Regions from separate parts of the Homo sapiens genome. Here region 1 is linked to region 2. A link is a loop called in an ENCODE intact Hi-C map of the cell type or tissue named here. Cell type or tissue: PC-9. All regions are shown on one strand. Each heading gives the region's core, and the rest is flanking DNA. Links, peaks and the distances in the headings are about the cores only.

Region 1 (2,806 bases), core at 190-2,689, 1.4 Mb before region 2:
CATTTGGCTTTTCTTCCCCTTACTCAGGTATTATTTCACAGGCATTAATTTTTCCTGTGGTGTTGACTACAATTCACTGAGTAAAATGGTGCTGGAGGGTAGTGAATTACAAATCAGAACCTAATTGAACAGCAGGAATAGACTGATTGGCATTGACAAGTACCTCTTCTGTGCAACTTCAGTAGGGCTGCCTGGGGTCCCAAACCATAGCTGACTGTGGCCTTGCTGCTTAAGAATAAACTTGATGTCCAATCACCTTGACTACTGGCTTTGATTAGGGAAATAGGTGCCATTAACCCCACTCTTTAAATCCAAAATGGTCAAATGTATTTTTCATTTTTAACCCATCAAATATCTGCTGAGCATTAGCTACCTGCCAGGAAACATGTTCAAGCATTGGCGGTAATAGGTTCGGTTAGGTGGAATGTCAACAGGCTTCGTTGGTTTATATCTGTTGCATATTTCTTTTTTTTTTTCTAGTCATGTAGCTTTTATTTTCACACAATTTGGGATGGCATTTTATAGATCTGTTCTTTACTGCCTATGTGGCTTTTCATTCTTCATCCTTGTCTCCCTTGTCTTTGAAATAAAGATAATCGATCTTGCCTTGTAGACTATTTGTGACTATTAAATAAGACTTATTCTACTACTATTTGTAGTAGGTGAATATACACGTTGGTTTTCATTTCCCCCTTTCTTACTAGGGGCACAAAGTTGAATTAGACCCTCTCCTGGCTCTCAGTAGTACATTTTCCTTGAGGGAGACAAGCACATATATAATTACAATATAAGAAAATATTATAATATCACTATATATCAAGCACTGTAAGTATAAAATCAAAGCTATATTGTCATTCTCCCTAATAATAAAATATGCAATAAAATCCTTGGATGACATACTCCCTGATAACATGATTTCATTATAATGTGACTTCTGAGTGTCAGTTAGTCTCATACTCTGTCTTGTCCTAATTATCTAACAGAGGTGGGATAAGGTGTTTATCTTTGGGGGAGATAGAAAGAGAAGAAAAGGCAAGGCCAGCATTAAACAGGAGGCTGGCCTGCTTCAGGAAAGACAATGGGCCCCATGTGCTCAATATTCTCTTAGCTCACTCTTCTGGGATCATTTCAGCTAAAGAGGTACCAACTCACAAGGGTATTTCTGGAACAGCTGCCATGTTCCAGCTAAGACAGGAACAAGAGGTGTTCTCAACATGCCATTGAGGCTTGAGGACCATCGCCACCAGGTGGCACCAAATAGGCAGCAAGAATGGGGTGGATCTGGGCCCTGGATCTGACTCAAGTAGGCAGGCTCATTCCAATTATGTCCTCTTTGTTATGATGTCAGCTTGCATCTTACACAATACAGTATTTTAGTCCCGTATTGTCCATATGTGGGTTCTATTGTGTTTAGATTTTAGTAGGAGCTTTGAACAATATTATGACTCCCTATAAGATCTAGACTGTCCTCATGCTTTTTCTCATCCCATACCATTCTTCCCTGAGCTCATTACACTCCAGACATTCTGGCCTTCTCAAATCCATCATCTGTGTTGGAGCCTTTGCATGAGCCTTTGCATCTACCTGTGTTGTGTTCTTAATATATAATCCTTCTTTTATTTAGCTCGCAGTTCAAATGCCACAGTCTGAAAAAATTTTCTTTGACCACCATTTTTGAAGTAGCTTTATCTTTTCAGCCTCCCTAATCCATTACCTTGCTTCCTTTTCTTCCTAGCATTAACCAGTATTTGAGATGATCCAGCATATATCTTTATTGTCTCTCTTCCTTCACTGCACTGTAAACCCAGGAGGCCAGGGACCTTATCTTTCTCATCCAACATCATGTCTCCATAACACTCCAGATTGCCGTTGGTGAGAATGGCAGGCTTAGTGGAGGGCGCTTCTCTGGAGCATTACTTACCCCTTGCTGAGGCAAATAAAATAAGCCAAATAGTAACTCTTTCTCGAGGAAAAGTACAAATAAGAAAGTTGTAGGAAACTAGGATGGGTTAGAGGAAGTAAACATGAGATTATTACAGGAAGTAAAGAGAGATTATTACAAATGTATTATTACATTATATATTTGCTAGAATATATTGGAGATAACATCTCAGTAATAATAGTGATTAACAACAATAACACAACACCTAGCACACACTCTGCCAAGCACTCTTCTAAGTGCTTTACAAGAATTAGCTTACTTAATCCTCTCAACAACCTGATGGAATAGCTACTATTATTAGCCTTATTTTACAGATGAGGAGACAGTCTCAGAGAAGTTTGAACCTGACCAAAATCATACAGCTGGAAATTGAAGGAGCTGAGATTTTAACATTGATAATCTGTCTCCATTATCTTAAATAAAACTACAACTTCAATTTTAATCATTGAAATAACATACATATAAAAGTTATTCTTTTAAAAAGGAGAGATAAAGAATAGCCAAGGTGGTCTTAGCTAAAAGAGATAACTATGAGTGACCACTAAGGAAGAGGATGGGTCACATATTATAGAAGAAGATCATGCACAGAGTGGTCCAAAGGACAGTAAATATAGAGTAGATGTCAGTGGTGGATAAGGAACTCTTAATAGAGTTCAAAACCTCAATCTGGGAAAAAAGGGACCTCAGTCACAGGTATACCTTTTCATGCTACAGGAATTCATATCACAGTGCAAACATATACTGCCAGGCTGGATCATAACATTTTGGAAGATTTGGGTAGGAGCAAAGACATTACCATTTGTTCCCCCACATTGTATCTAGGTTCAGCTCTCAACAAATGTTTATTTTTCAGCCCAACCGGAG
Region 2 (2,806 bases), core at 101-2,600:
TCCCCAAAGCCAGCCATAAAACCTAGAAACACGACTTTAACTTTCCCCTGCCTTTCTGTGTAAGAGCTGGCCATAAAGAAATTCTCTGACCTACCTTGTCTGATAGCAGATAATAAGACCCTTATTCCAGAAGGGACCTTGCCCCATACCAGGGAGGAAGGAACGGCACACAGAGAGGCCAAGAAGAATCTGAAGTCGGGCCTTGCTAGGTTTCCCCACTCCGCCTATTAGCATTAGATCATACCCTTTCTGTCCAATCATCCAATCACATTTCTACATGGCTGTGCATTCTTCATGGGGTCTAAGGCTAAAAACAGACAGTTTTCTCTTGAGTTTTTAGGTCTTTATTCTGAAAGCTCCTGTGTCACATAAAACTTTAAGTCAATTTGTTATGCTTTTCTCTTGTTGTCTTTTGTTATAGGAGTGTCATTCGTGAGTCTTATGATGGGTGAAGAAAGGTATCATACCTTTCCACCCCTACACTGAGAAGGACACTTATAGCATCACCTGCAGGTTAATATTGTCATGTCTATTTTACAGATTTGCAAGCTGAGCTCAGAGAGAGCTGCACCATTTGCCCAGGGTCACAGCTTGCAAACAGTGGAGCCCTGATTTGACTCTAGAGTCTGGGGCCTAACTGCTCCCCTAGTTGCCTGGGAAGGGAAGTTAGAGCACCTGGATTCTTATTCTGGCAGCATCATTAGCTCAGGGTCCATTCTGAGACAGTTTCCCTTCCTAAGTGTCACTATACCTTCTGGGCCTCACCTGCAAGGCCAAGGCAGAATGCCAGTGGGGTCATGGATGTGAATGCATAGTCAGCAGTGGCTGGTAGGGATGCAGGCTGGTATAGGAGCAAGACTCCATGCTTTCTGGCAGGGCCTGGGTTCAAATCCTTACTCTGTCTCTGATTAGCAAGACCTTGCCCAAGTCCCTTGACCAATCATGAGACAGAGGATGACACCAACCTCACGCGATTGTTATGCAGATCACATGCTCCACGAAGGCAGGCTGCTTGGCTTAAGAAGATGCCTGACACACATCAATTCCTTTTCCTATCTCCTTTATAGAGAATGTAGCTTCATTCTCCAAGCATGAGGTAGAGGGAAAAATAGTATGCTCGACCTTCTGAGGGTCCTTTTGATTTTATTTTGAGACAGAGTCTTGCTCTGTCGCCTAGGCTGGAGTGTAGTGGCTCAGTCTTGGCTCACTGCAACCTCTGCCTCCTGGGTTCAAGTGATTCTTCTGCCTCAGTCTCCTGAATAGCTGGGATTATAGGCGTGCGCCACCACACCTGGCTAATTTTTATATTTTTAGTAGAGATGGGGTTTGGCCGTGATGGCCGTGCCGGTCTCAAACTCCTGACCTCAGGTGATCCACTGGCCTCGGCCTCCTAAAGTGCTGGGATTACAGGTGTGAGCCACCACACCAGGGCCCAATCCTTTTAAAAATACTCTAACTAAATCTGAGAGAGAGCTGAATTTACTGCTTTGCAGGTCCACCCGTAAAGTCAGGGCCTGCCTGAGGATGGCATTGCTTGGGCTTTGCTGCCCTCTTGTGGCCACTGTGAGGTCGAAGGAGCTGCCCCTAATTGCGGCCCTGGAATATAGGAGTTGGGGGAGGACTGTATTCCTGATTCCCCACCCCGGGACATTCTGATCCAGCAGCAATAGGGGAGGTTCTGTGTCACTGGTGATAAGCCACATTAAGGAACCATTGAACTAGTCCAATCCCTCATTAGAGAGGAAGACTATGTCCCTGAGGGTGGATAGGACTTCTCTGAGAGTAGCAGCTAGGGTAGGCTAAGTAACTCAGGTCTCCAGACCTCAACACCCTTTCCACTATCTCCCCTGCACAAGGCAATCCTGCCAGGTGAACAAAGCTTCCGAGACATCTGGACCCACCTGTCACCCAGGGCGAGGATTCGTCCGCTGCTTCGGTCAGGTCGTTCTCCAGCCTTTGTGTGAACTCCAGTGGTGACAGGGCGCTCAGTATCCCGTTAAAGCAGCCTATTCCTGTGGCCCTTAGGACGTTTTCCTTTGTATGGGGTCTTGATGTGCCTGTCTGCATCCTCCCCTGTTGGGCCTAATTCTGGCCTTAGAGGCTCTGCAGCTCCATCCTCTGACTCCTGCAGAGACTGCAGAGGCAAGCAATCACAGCTAGGAGAATGAAGAAGATGGAGTCAGTGTTTCATGGCATCTGGCACACGTGATGCATCACCTTCCTCAATCCTGCAAGACAGGGGAGTGGCATTAACTTGTCCAAGCTCACACATCAGTTAGTGTCAAGGTGGACAAAGCGTCCTCGATTTATGCATTCAGGAACCGACATACTGCTGAGAATTCAAGCAGTGAGTTAGTGATGGGGTGAAGGCCAAAGCCGGTGCTCAAGGGCAGCATTCTCAGCTGCACTGCAGCTTTCACTGATGGCCAGGTGGGCAGCCTGGGGTCGTGTTTACTTTCTAAAAACCTTCTGGTGCACAAAACAAAGACATATAGCTCAAAGATCTACAACAAAGCAAACACTTGTGTCACCACCACCTGTCTTGGTCTGTTAAGGATGCTATAACAGAAATACCATAAACTGGGTGGCTTTTAAACAACAGAAAATTTTTTCTTCCAGATCTGGAAGCTGGGAAGCCCACAATCAAGTCACCAGCAGACTTGGCATCTGGTGAAGGATTACTCTCTGGTTCATAGGTGGCTTCTGTGCTCTGTGTCCTCACACAGTGGAAGGTACTAGCTAGCTCTGTGGCTTCTTTTTTAAGGGCACTAATCTCATTCATGACAGTGGATTCCCATGACCTAAT

What was found. Peaks named below come from ENCODE experiments on the same cell type or tissue, not always from the same donor. Only the 100,000 strongest peaks of a DNase experiment are listed, where the experiment ranks them.
Region 1: a loop joins it to region 2, with 9 times the contacts of the local background. A loop is called at or near these places in 4 of 110 quality-filtered maps.

The regions. Positions count from the first base shown.
Region 1 is chr11:21,510,481-21,513,286 of GRCh38, reverse strand. All of the region lies in intron 15 of NELL1 (neural EGFL like 1), which reads right to left. Among named protein-coding and RNA genes, the nearest start is that of NELL1-AS1, 250 kb to the right of the region's middle. In PC-9, for the core only: CTCF peaks have their summits at 996 and 1,224 (motif pointing right); no DNase peak of the experiment used is centred there.
Region 2 is chr11:20,127,181-20,129,986 of GRCh38, reverse strand. It overlaps LOC107984418 (a long non-coding RNA gene), which reads left to right. Exons shown (of 3, transcript XR_001748477.2): 2 at 2,620-2,732. It overlaps LOC124902643 (a long non-coding RNA gene), which reads right to left. Exons shown (of 3, transcript XR_007062615.1): 2 at 1,902-2,156. Among named protein-coding and RNA genes, the nearest start is that of DBX1, 32 kb to the left of the region's middle. In PC-9, for the core only: CTCF peaks have their summits at 1,387 and 1,586 (motif pointing left); a DNase peak (open chromatin) is centred at 1,546.